2 separate regions of the Homo sapiens genome follow, and region 1 is linked to region 2. The links are chromatin contacts, found by Hi-C or POLR2A ChIA-PET in ENCODE. All regions are on one chromosome and are shown on one strand. The core of a region is the stretch at or near the end of the contact, and the rest is flanking DNA. Distances in the headings are between cores, read along the strand shown.

Region 1 (6,471 bases), core at 3,347-5,846, 52 kb before region 2:
ATTTCATCCCTATGCCTCCCTCCTATCTGAGCTAATGTGAATCTCATATTCATTATCTCATGCTTTCTCTTTTATATAAGAAAGGATATATATACATATCAGAATTATAAAATGATTCTTTCAGAAATGAGGGAGAAATAAAGTATTTCCAAAGCAAGCAAAAACTGAAGATATTTGTCACCACTAGACTGGTCTTACAAGAAATACTGAAGGGAGTCCTGCATCTGGAAGCAAAAAGACAGTAATCAACATCATGAAAACATGTAAAAGTATAAAAGTCATTAGTAGAGCATATAGACAAACATTGTATGTTTTTACTCATATGTGAAAGCTAAAAAAGTTGATCTCATGGAAGTAGAGAGGAGAATGATGGTTACCAGAGGCTGGGAAGGCTGGTTAGGGGATGGAAGGGATGAAGAGGTTATGGTTAATGGGTACAAAAATATAGTTAGATAGAAAGAATAAGTTCTAGTGTTTGAGAACACAGTAGGGTGACTATAGTTAACAATAACTTATTGGATATTTCAAAGTAGCTAGAAAAGAAGATTTCAAATGTTCCCAACACAAAGAAATGACAAATCTTTGAAGCAATGGATATCCTAATTACCCTGATTTGATCATTACACATAGTATGCATGTATCAAAATATCACATGTACCCCATAAATATGTACAATTATAATGTATCACTGACGAAATTTAGAATGTAAAAAAAAGATAAAGTATATTTAACATGTGGCTATAAAATAGCATTTTATAACCATTTCATTAAAAGCAAAAAAGTCTGACAACAGATCCACAGCATTGCTTATACACTACCAGGGAGATTGAGTTGGTACAACAACTCTGGAAAACAGTTTTGCATTATCTCTTAAAGGTAAGCATTTATCTACCCCGTGACAAATTGCCTATACAATGCTGCCTCAACAAAGATACTTTTGAGAATAAAATGGGGGCACTAACAATGAGTTAGTCCTGTGAGTCCTTGGATAAGAAAGTGTAAACTGGGACTGAAATGGGAAAACAGAATCATCTTGTCATTTACCTAAGACCCAGAAAGTCCACTCACAGGAAGCAAACCATTGCATCTGCTCACAGGGGTCCTGTATAGGAAAGTTCATAGCAGGGCGTGTGAACACAGTCTTGCACATAGCCTTTCACCCAGCAGATACCATATATAGAAATTTATTATAACAAAAGAATATTGGTTAAGAACAAACATTCACCTACAGTGTAACTCATCAAACTATTTTTATAATTCTGAAAATCTGGAAGCTATCTAAATATTGATAATTCATAGCTGGTTAAATCATTGTGACACAATAATAAAACATTACCAAAAGTTAGGGAAGATAATATTACAGAGAAATATTTATGGAAAAGGTTCACAGTGTACTAGGGGAAAAGCAGATTACATATCAGAATGCTTACCATGGCACCATTTTTATAAAATGAATACATACATTAAAAAGAGACTAGGAGGATACATTTTATATCATTAATACTAGATATTGGTGGTTTTCTTGAAAATGTTTAATTTTTTAATTTACTTCTCTATATTACTATATTTGTCTACAATAATCATGTATTTTTAAAAAAGTTTTAAAAGTGAAAAGTAAATTCTATTGCACCAGAACACTGTTTAGGTTGGAGGCTGTTCTGTTATGATTGTCTTCATTTTATGTCATTTTACGTCCAGAGTATCCTAAAGAGGCAGCTTCCCTTGCACTGCGCTCACCTCATCAAACAGAAGTCTCTCTTGCATCTGCGAAAGGTTCTTTTCCTTTGTCAAAACACAGTGCTTAGGTGGCCACAAACACATGTCAGTTCACTGTCATAGTCTGGCTCCTGAGTTGCAATAATTCAGCAACCTACTGAGCAACTCCTAATGCCTCAAGTGCTGTGAAGAGAGTATGAAGAGACTACTAGTTGTGTGGATGAAAAGTTCTGGAAGGTATATATTAAACCTTTCAAGATCTTTGGAGCTTGGTACCTTATCAGAGAAGAGACATTTACCTGAGGAGTTGGAGTAAACTTTTGTGGTCAGAAAGGAGACACAATGAACTTCCTGGGGTCAAAGGGCAACCATATTACTACAACAGCAGGAGTCTCTTTCTTGGCCAGTCTCTAAATGGAGAGTGGTCTTTATTTCTAATAAGGGAAGCTGAATATTCAGGGCTATGCTATGAGATTTTCAGGGTTATGAAAACCCAGAGTATGCCTATTTCTAAGCAGGAACAAAATTAAGAGGCTAGGCCTCCACTTCCTAGTAGCTGACTAGCTGTAACATTTCTGAGGTGCTGATAAGATCCAAGGGCAATTTGAACGCCCTGCCCCCAGTCAGGCTCCTCACGCCCATGGAGTCATGATAGCACTGGCTGTGGTATGAGAATTCCATTCCAAAATTCTGAAGGGGCTTTGGTTGGATAGAATCTGCCATGTGAAGATCATGGATTTCACAATATGGGGGTGGTGAGAACCAAAGAATCATTGTTTCCAAGATTTCTCAGGAACTCAGTTTTGTATTGCTCAGTTGGCTAAAGACAAGGGCCAAACAAAAATACTCAGGGCACATAGCCCCGGTGATGATAGCTTGTCCAATTTTGGCACGGCGGTAACTGCTATTTGTTGGTCGCTGTTTATAGGGTTAGACACCATATGAACTAAGCACATAATATATATTATTATCTCATGTAATTCTGAACAACTCTGCAAAGTAAGCTATTACCATTGCTATTTTACAGGTGAGAAAATGGCATTTCAGAAAAGTCAAATAACTTTCCAAAGTCCACAAAATTAATAAAGAAATTTGAACTGAGAACCATTTGAATCCAAAATCTGCACTCTCATTCACTATAGTACATGGCTTCCCATGTATATATGTCAGAGCAGTTAAATCTTTCTTCTTTTTTTAAACGGAGAATGTACTTATAGCAAAACCATTTTGTTCTTTATGGCCTCTAAAATAATCCTGACTGGAAGATATCTGCCAATTATGTAACCAACTATGAGTGGTGCCTCCTTAATTGTTGGTTGAACAAATGACTACGTAGTTCCCATAGAGAGCATATTATTACACCTTCTCAGAAAGCAGACTAATAAGGAGTTCTATTGGAGTCTATAGTCTTTTCTTCAAAGGAACTCCTAATCTGATGCCAGGCATCTGATAGAACCTTGAGCAACAGGCATAATTTGTTGTTTAGCAGAGACCTCTTTGATTGACCAGGAGTGGGGAGCACTGTTTTTTCCATCGCCTTGATAAAAATACCTGCAGTGACGATTGGGAAAAGTAAAACTCAGGGATTTGATGTGTGAACCTGGCATTCCTTTCTCACCAATATGATTCCAACAGGGAGAAGAACATAATATAGCGCTCATCGTTTCATTTCTCTACCCACGATCTTGCAATGTTTTTCCTCTGCCAACAAGGAAAGAAAATGGAGCTATTCCTTTACTGAGCACCTACTATGTGTCTGATAGGTGCTTTCCCGTAAGTTATTCTTTTACTCTTTAAAGCAGGGGTGTGTAATCTTTTGTCTTCCCTAGGCCATATTGGAAGAAGAAGAATTGTCTTGGGCCACACATAAAATACACTAACACTAACGATAGCTGATGAGCTGAAAAAAAATTGCAAAACAAATCTCCTAATGTTTTAAGAAAGTTTATGAATTGTGTTGGGCTGCTTTCAAAGCTGTCCTGGGCCTCATGAGGCTTGCAGGCTTCAGGTTGGACAAGCTTGCTTTAAAGCATCCCTGTGTGGTAGGTTTAGCTATTTCAATCTTACTGCATCATCTTAGGCTCTTTTTAGAGAGAAAGAATAAAAGGTAGATAGATGGGAGAAGTAAACAGGAGAAGAGACAAAGGGTCTTTATAAAGATCTTCTTTTCATTTAGGGAATATCAAATTAATGTCATTTAAAATAATATTGACACATGCTTTCTCCTCTTGGACTTTTCTACCTTTAGAGGACAAAGGCCTTGGTGTTAAATAGCAGACTGACACACAAAAGTCCCAGACTCTACTTCTGACCTGGGTGAATTTATCACTATGTCACTCTTAGTTTTTGGTCATAGGAAGGTAGTCATCCAGATATAACCCCATGGCATTCATAGGAAACAACATGACATCTATCCAAATTACTGCTTTGAAATGACATTAAAAAAAAAATAGCATAATGGTTTTTTCCATCCACTCGTTTCTGTGACTGAGTTTCCTTCCTTTGTCCTTTAAGCACATTTAGGGCTGAAAAGTCCCACCAATTCTCCTCCTGGAAACTAGTAACCTTCTTGGGTCAGAATGCATGAGACAAACATCTTGGTTAAAGTGAGAAGACTATTTATGGCCAGGAGTCTTGACCTGTTTCCAATTCATGCTCCCATTCCAGTCTTTGCCAGACTGGAGGATTTCTTACCCTCTATTTCTAATATATTTACTGAAAAATTTACTGCTTTATTCTCTAATGTTTATTTTGGCGGACTACAAAGTCTAAGTTTATTTAAAAACTGTAGAAAAAAATTGGTGTATCTTCAACTTGGTGATCTATTTTAGAGAAACATGCAATCAGGTTGGATTCACCCCAGAATAGATTGGGTACGCTGCCAGAGACTCGACCCCGGGGTGGTCCTTTCTTCTTGGCCGTGGCTGTGGAATGCCTCCCCTATCTCCCATGTGTCCTCTTTGAGGTGAAGTGGACCAGAAGGAAAAAGAGGAAAAAGGCAGGTCAGAAGCAGAGCCCCAGAGAACACAGAAGAGAAAGCCTAGAGTAGCCCAAGCTACCAACCATGTCTTTGAAAATGGTAGAAGTAGATTGAGCCCTCCAATTCTAGCTTGAAAGGGTTCTCATCTGTAGCAAGTGTCAGGCCACAGTCACACACCATGAAAAGTCAGGAAAAGGGTCTGTGAATGTTATGATGGAGAGAACATTCATTTTCAGCATTTGAAACCCAAGTGCAAAAAAATATCCAAAGATAAAGGAGAATATCTCACTTATAAGTTCCATTTGATTTAAAGTTAACTGTTCTCTAAAGAAATTCTGATTAAATAGCATGCTATAGAGCACACAGTAAATACTCCCAAATGGCAAATTATTAAACTTTTTAAACAGGGAACACATTCACCTTCAGTAACGCAAAAGCATGAGGATAGAAATTATAAGCTAGAGTCTCTTGGGGTATATTTGAGATATCTAAAGGCCAAGTAGGCTGTCAGTCTCTGACACTATGGCAGTTAAAGACATCCAACACAATTGTTATGTAGTAGCATAATTGTTGGTCTACTAGGCTGTCATCACCACTAAACTGTGAGATCTTTGACAGTACAACAGTCTTCACTTTAATTGCCCTTGAATCAATAGTACCTAGCATTGCGCCCCATGCAAAATAAGTTCTTAAACTTTTTTTTTGATGAATGACAAATGTGTGAACCTTGGATTTAACCTCTGGTTTTTGCATCTGAGGCTCTCAATAGGACAAGTCACTGAGACAGCCAGAGTTTATTAAAATAGGCATAGGAGTTTCTATTTGAAAACCTGACTATGTCATTTATTATACCTATTTATTAAACATAGAATTATAGGATCTTAGGCTTTGAGGGGACTCTTAGATCATCTGGTAATGATATTTTAGTTCAACTCTCTCATTTTAGAATGACAAACTGTAGCCCGGGTGAGATAAGTGATCTGCCTAAGATTCTACTGCTTATCATTGGGTGGGAGGGCCTGGGCTTGTCTGCCAATCCCCTAAGTTGCCGATGCTCTGTCTTATCCTCCCACTTTAAGCCTTTTTCAGAACTCAGACTTAAATTTTTGAAAGTAACAATAGTTATTTACTAGGTCATTTTCTTCAGCTAGGTCAAACAATCCAGAATCATAAAATCTTAGACTTTGGAAGAGGCCTTAGAGGTCATCAGTTTAACATCCCAACCCAAGCAAGGATCTCCTGTACAAACTTGAATGGCATTTAGTAATTGTTTGAATTCCTACAGCAGTAGGATGTCAGTATAGTCAGTCCTCTGTATCTGTGGGTTCTGCATCAATGGATTCAACCAACCATGAATGAAAAATATTTGGGGAAAAAAACTGCATCTGTGCTAAGCACGTATTGACTTTTTTTCTTGTCATTATCCTTAAACGATACAGCATAACGACTATTTACATTGCATTTACAGTGTATTAGGTATTAGAAGTAATCTAGGGATGATTTAAAAGAGAATGTCCATAGGTCCAGTGCAAATACTATGCCATTTTATATCAGAGACTTGAGCATCTGTGGATTTTGGTATCCATGAGAGGTCCTAGAACCAATCCTCCATAGATACTGAGGGATAACTGTACCTCATTTTTGAATATAAAATTCTTCCTTTTATTTAAGTAAGATTTGCTATAAATTTTAATGTGCCAAATGCCAATATCTAGAACTACACAGAATGAATCTACCACATTTTCATGCCAATCCTTCCTAATTATGAATACAAT
Region 2 (6,462 bases), core at 1,305-3,804:
TCTTCTGGCCGACCTCTCCTGGGTTTTCTCTTCTCTTGAAGCCTGCTCACATACTAACCACAAGTTTTCAGCTGTTTACCTTGTGAAACCTAATGAGATCACCACAAAGTAGGCCCCATGGACGAAAGCCATCATTCCACAGAAGTACACATGAGCTCCAGCCAAATGCACTATATAAGGCTTATCTTGAGAAATGAATCCTTGAAAACATCAACCCAGTGATGACAAAAAAGAATTCTGCCTAGTTAGAGTTCTCTGCAGGAAGTATTTTTGATATTATTTTGGCTTTTGAAAAAAAAAAGACTTTGTGGGGGTTACCTCAGTGCACAGTGAAATTGCACATTCAAACTGTTTGAATCCTGTCCTCCAAATACAGAGGTCTTATGTGAAAACAATCTCATTTTCATTTTACTTTCTGGGAACCCCTCCAAGGCATGGTGAATTGCCAGCATTTTGTGACCTTCAGTTCCTTTACTGCTCTCATGGGAAACTTGACCTTGGAACTGTAGAGAGGAGGGGAACAAGTTTTGGGTGGGTCAGGGGCAGAAGTTTCATTCACTCTGCTTGATCACTGCCCAAAACTATGGGTTCTCCTGCACCAAGATCATTAGAACCTCAGAAGTCACAGAAATGGGGACCAAAAAGTATGATGAGGATGCACACTAACACCAAAGCAAGGATGTGGACAACATGACTGTCGCATGGGATGGAGACTCAGGCAGCCAGCCAGGGGCAATTCCCAGTGAAACATTAGGGATAAGAAAACACTGGATCTCCTCCAGATGCATAGCTGATGCAGGGCTCCCGGACCCTTCAGAACATCTTAGGACTTAAATGGAATTCCTAGGGCATAAGGTTTCCTCCTGTAACTGTAGCTGGTTTCTGTAGGGTTGAAACTACAATAATGGATTCTCAATTTGTAGAAGGACTTCCTTAGGTTCCATGCCATTTGGCAACTGTTTGACTCATGAGACATCCATCTGATTACAGGGTTAGAGAGGGCTTGTGCATCTCAAGACACTGTGGGGTCTCTAGTCCCTACTCATGTATACCGTTCTCTAGGCACACAACTGATTAGAAGACAGTGGTGGCTTATCCTTCTAGCAAGAACCCCTTTGATATCTTATTTTGCTCATGGGCACATGGGCTTGAAAGATTTTTTGCCTTTAAGGAAGATTTTATTAAGTAACAATTAATGTATTTATTTTCATTACTCTGTGAAAATCTAATTAGAATAACAGCATTACCACACTGACCTGACAGAATTCTAGCCCAAAGCAAAGCAATCAATATTTGAGTGGTCTCTGCCTGAGAACAGGCTGTGTAGTCATTTGGCATTTTTAATTTCTGAAAATTTAAATAAAAAGCTTGTAGGCCCCATTCCTACCATTTGTAGGACTTAGGAATCCAGGGAACTGCGTGAATATTTAATTTAAAAAAGAACAAAAAATTTGGAGTCCCAAGATCTAAGGGACTTAGCTGAGTGAGACTGAGAAGGCCATTCACCTGTATTGAGTCTCAGGTTCCTTATCTGAAAGGATATCATCTGAAAACAGTACTCATCTTACAGGGCTGTGGTGAAGATTAAATACAACTATTGACATACTGGACAGTTTTGAAAAATTTAGCTGATTTCAAAGACTGAAATTTCACTGCAGAAATAAACTTTTAAAAAAATCTTGGTAAAATAAATGACAAATTTGTCTTGTACATTATGTTAAAGTCAATCACTCAAACAAACAAAACAATGTTTATAAACTAGGAGATGATAAGAACAATTTTCTCTCTCAGCTTCAGAAAGGAATCAAAGCACTGACTCTTGGGCAATTGCTATTGTGTGTGTGCATGTGTGCATGTGTGTTTTGTGGTTCCTTTTCTAGAGGAGAGGAAAACCACTGTCATACTGAGTTTTATGCTTACACTCAAGAACATCAAGAACATCTTGTGTGAGTGGGAAGGGGGAATAAATATATACTCTAAGGATCTGATCAAATAATTTAGAAAGAACTTTTTTTACTCTTCTACATTTAGAACGTGAACAGTGTAGACACTGTTGGGTGAGTATGTTTCCCAGAACAGAATGCTGAAGAACATGGGATTTGGATTCAGATCCCAACTCAAATTTTACCTCATCTTACTAGCTCTGTGACTTGGGCAAGTTGCAGAGGTTTGTTATGAAAATTAAATGAAAAAAAGTGTAGATAAGAAGGCAGCAGTTCATGTTTTGGTCATAATAAGTACTTGACACAGGTGAAATGTTGTGATGAGTCTTTGTGTTTTAGCTTCAACTTTCTTTCTCCTAGCGTTTTGGTTAATGAAAATGATGGCATGTAAGTACAGTTCATGCAAGGTCAGTTGATTAGTAAAGGGTGCTGGTAGACATGGTGATGCAATCTCTATTTGTAATGCCTTTGCTATCACACACTTGAGATACATGTGAGGCAAGTCACTAGAAACCCTTTGTTCAAAGACATTTAGTCGACCTCATTTCATGATGGCATTTCTTTATCTTGATCTTGTAAATGCTCAGGAATTGTGGCTACTTTGGAATTTATGACAGACAGCTAATGGAATCTTTAGGACATATCTGAACAAAAGTGAAACTAGGGGTGGGGGGCGGATTAAGGCTTCTGCTGTACATTACTCATTCACTGCTCAAATGACACCAAAAAGCCATTTAGACTCCAAGCCGACATGGGTCTCTTTGGGTTGCAGATGGTGAGAGCCTTGACAGGAGGGACTGTTGATGGTTTCTCGGGCTTTAAGCCTCTCTGTGCCCAAGTCTCTTAGATTTAAATGAGTGGGTATTTGCTGAGATGAGATAGTAAATTCTTGAGTTCCTTGAGAAAGATTGGGATAGGGTCATTTCTTCTCTGGAAAGAGTTCAGATGTTGTACTTTAGTTGGGGCTCAGAATTTGAGTCTACAGTATAAAAAGGGACAAAGATTTAGCCTGAGGATTATCTGGGTTATTTAGAAAATATACAGGACAGAGAAGACTCCAGTGACTGCCATGACTAAAAACACTTGCTTTTGCTCTTGCCTGTTTTATCCTTTTTGGAAGTCCACTACTGGCCTTTTTGTTACAGAGGCTCAGGCATGGCACATCCAAGAGCCAGTGGAGAACTTCAGAACTTCTGACTGTATTAGTCAGCCTTGCTTACCTCAGTGACCCTCCAATTTATGCTTATCCACATGGTCAACTCCATGACCTTATGGGAAATGCACTGGGTTGGGAACAAGGCAGAACTGAGTAGAATCCTGGCTCAGACTAATTGCATGATTTTGGGCAAATTAATTAACTTCTATATTCTAACTACCTAACGTTGAAAAACAATGACAATGCCTATTCTAATCTAGTCAATCTGAAGAATAGTCTCCCTCTACTTACTATCCAATATTCAGGAAATGGAAAGAAAAAGCTGTACATACCCTTAGGGGCTTCCAGTTTGTTTTAGGCCCTGAGCCAGAAGCTACAAAAAAAGGACAGGTCAGACCTGTGTGTCTGTCCCTAAGGCAGCCTTCAGTAATGTGGGGAAATATGGCCAATGCATAAATTTTTAAAAAAAATTTTTTGTAGAGACAGAGGCTCACTTTGTTGCTCAGGCTGGTCTTGAACTCCTGGCTTCAAGCAATCCTCTGCCTCACCTTCCAAAGTGCTAGGATTACAGGCATGGGTTGCCATGCCCGACCTAGCCAATGCATTTGATCACCCCAAGATCCTTTTCCCTCGTCAAAACCACCTCCATCACTTGCATTATCTATGAACATCCTCTGGATACCAGCCAGATTCACACTTAACATTTTGCAGTGCTTAATATCTTCACAGAAACGTATCAGTTTTCCATAATTCTCCACAACATTCTTGAGAGGTAGCCACAGACTTACCCAAAGTCACACAAGGGTTTATGTCTACAATGGCCTCCACTCTTGCATCTAGTTAACTGCCTCAGACACTAAATATTCAGCCACAAACCCTGCCTGAGGGGAGTCACTTCAGTTCCACAACTGATTGACAAAAATAATGTCAAACATTACCTTGTCCTACATGACCCAACTCCTTCCCTAAAGGGAGTTCAGAAAAATAGGACTTCAGCATTACTAGGCTTCTAACTAATGACTATAGGAGCCAGGAACCACTGCACAGGCCCGAAAGTTGTATGTGGTGACCATATGACAACATTTCTGCAATTAGAGGAGTTATATTCAGACTTAAGGAAGAGTGAATCATATTAGATAAAAATTACATATTTCTAGAGTGTGTAGACTTGAAGGGGAAAATTTCCATGTTTTCCTTGGTGATTACTTTATAACTTTATTCTTCCTCAAGAATCACTCAATAACTTGTTTCATAGTTATCATCTCCTTCTTCCCCATAGACCTCCAGTGATGAGGGAAGCTCCCTCCAAAGCCACAAGCTTTGTACATAGAGTGGCATTGGTATCATCAGGTTTGCATATTAGTTTTGCTCATGTTTGTTTATCATTGAGCTGGGGAAGGGGGGTCTTGGGATATTTACTATTCTCGGAAGGAGAAAAACTTACTTCTGGTGAGAAGAGAATCTGGACTATAGCTTCAGAGGAGCATTTCTTCTGTGTTGCCCATGCCTTTGCTACAGAGGGACTCAGGCCAGCAAAGGCTTTGGTGGTCCTCCTGATTCAGGGTAAGAAACGGCCTAGTCTCAGTAAATGATTGACCTGGCTGCCGATGTGATAAGCTTAGGTAAATAGGCTTGATTCTGCTCCAGTAATTTCAGGACTTTTAACTCTCTAGGTTCCAAAGCAGAAAAATATACGTGACTTCCTGGGAGAGCCTATCATACGAGGTTGACAGCCCTGTGAATGGACAGTATATTTCTCGGAATATATTATTCTATACCATATACTACAGTATATGTACACTGTCCTCTCTGGTATGTCTTGAAAATTGAAAAAAATTATGCAACGAAAATTCTGGAACAAAACCATGCTTGTGGAGTTACCACCAATGAAATCATTTTAATAAATCGCACATATAATTTGTTATAATGAAAAATTTTTAAAAAACCTTCCAAGTTTCTGAAATACGTACAGGAGCAACAACAATTTTCAGAAGAGATAGAAGACAGAAGGAAAATACAGCCTGCTTTCCAGAACAGGCTGATAGAAAAATGACTGAATTCAGACACACACCCGGGTCTACCATATCTCCAGCAGACCCTCCTCAGAAACACTCTGGTGACGAGGCTGTATATGCTGCTCATTTTGTTATTACAAGAGAAGGGCCAGTGACCAGAGAGATCACCTACCTTGTCTGCTGCTTTTCAATCCCGACTCTTCCCTCAGCTTCTTTCCTGACTCAGCAGGGATGGCCCATGGCTGTTCCAGCGATTGCTGAAGAGAGTGGGATGTTGGGAAGACACATTAACACAGGTTTCTCCTTTTCCCCAAGCATGAAGGTGAGGTTCCTTTCCATTTCCTTTCCTGCTCTCTCTGGCCTCTGCAGACTGTGGTCACAGGCAGCAACTTGCTTGCAGCCAGGTATATTGACAGATGTGAAGGAGGGAGTCTGCCCTGGCCTCAGCCGCCTGGTCTAGCCAATCATTACACACCAGGACAGACTGCTAGTCCTGCTTAAATCCAACCAGAGCTGCATGGAAAAATCAGATGGCAGGACTGTGGGGGGCAGAAAGCACAGTCTGATAGCCATTGGCTATCCAGAAAAGTGATTCCCTTGTAACTGCATCTGGGAAGTGGACAAGAGGCCCCGAGAATAGTTTATAGAGGAAACGAAATTTTTATTCCTTTAGATTTCAGCAATCTCAGAGGGAAATCTGGAAGTCACTTTATCAAATGTCCTATTTAATAGTGGAGTTTCTTCTATTAAATTCTTGTATGGTGAGAAGCATCTGGTAGTTTTTTAAATAAATATGGCTACCATTCATTGAGAGAGTATTATATGTTATGCATTTCATGCATATTACCACAAATCCTGATGGTAATGTTGAGATTTTATTTCTATTTTATGCACAAGGGAACAAAGGCTCAAAGGGGTAATGGTCATGCAACTAGTAGGTACTGAAGCCAAGATTTGAATCCAGATCTGTTCTAATACCTGCACCAGCATTAATAAGCCTTTCCGCACGTTCTGTGGTAGGTTGAATTATAGCCCCCCAAAAATGTCCACATCCTAATCTTCAGAACCTATGAGTATGTTATCTTACATGGTAAAAGGGACTTTGCAGATGTGGTCAAGTTAAGGATCTTCAGATGGGAGATTATCCTGGCTTATCAAGGTGGGCCCAGTGTAATCACAGGGGTCCTTATGAAAGGTCAGAATAAGAGAAAGAGATGTGATGGCCTATAATCCCAGCACTTCGGGAGGCCAAGGGGGCGCAGATCACAAGGTCAGGAGATGGAGACCATCCTGGCTAACACAGTGAAACCCTGTCTCTACTAAAAATACAAAAATTAGCTGGGCGTAG

Evidence for each region. A loop is a pair of places that touch in the nucleus more often than their neighbours do. ChIA-PET counts read pairs that join two places held with the same protein, here RNA polymerase II (POLR2A). Pooled maps may share reads with other maps.
Region 1: a map of Caco-2 shows a loop between it and region 2 (4-fold over the local background). The contact joins two enhancer-like sites. A Hi-C loop is called at or near these places in 7 of 168 maps with a recorded cell type or tissue (Caco-2, Right ventricle myocardium inferior, cardiac septum and 2 more), 1 of 37 single-sample maps with no recorded cell type and 5 of 50 pooled maps. POLR2A ChIA-PET finds 5 or more read pairs at or near these places in 1 of 52 experiments (MCF 10A).

Annotation. Positions count from the first base shown.
Region 1 is chr3:111,785,909-111,792,379 of GRCh38, reverse strand. It overlaps LOC107984087 (a long non-coding RNA gene), which reads left to right. Exons shown (of 4, transcript XR_001740848.2): 3 at 3,352-3,489. It also overlaps a transcript of PHLDB2 not described here. Among named protein-coding and RNA genes, the nearest start is that of PHLDB2, 70 kb to the left of the region's middle. Within about 2 kb of position 4,596, at least 2 of the 41 ENCODE cell types and tissues checked have a DNase peak (open chromatin) inside an H3K27ac peak, as active enhancers do.
Region 2 is chr3:111,731,528-111,737,989 of GRCh38, reverse strand. It overlaps a transcript of PHLDB2 not described here. Among named protein-coding and RNA genes, the nearest start is that of PLCXD2-AS1, 57 kb to the right of the region's middle. RefSeq lists an enhancer at 2,162-3,361. Within about 2 kb of position 2,554, at least 4 of the 41 ENCODE cell types and tissues checked have a DNase peak (open chromatin) inside an H3K27ac peak, as active enhancers do.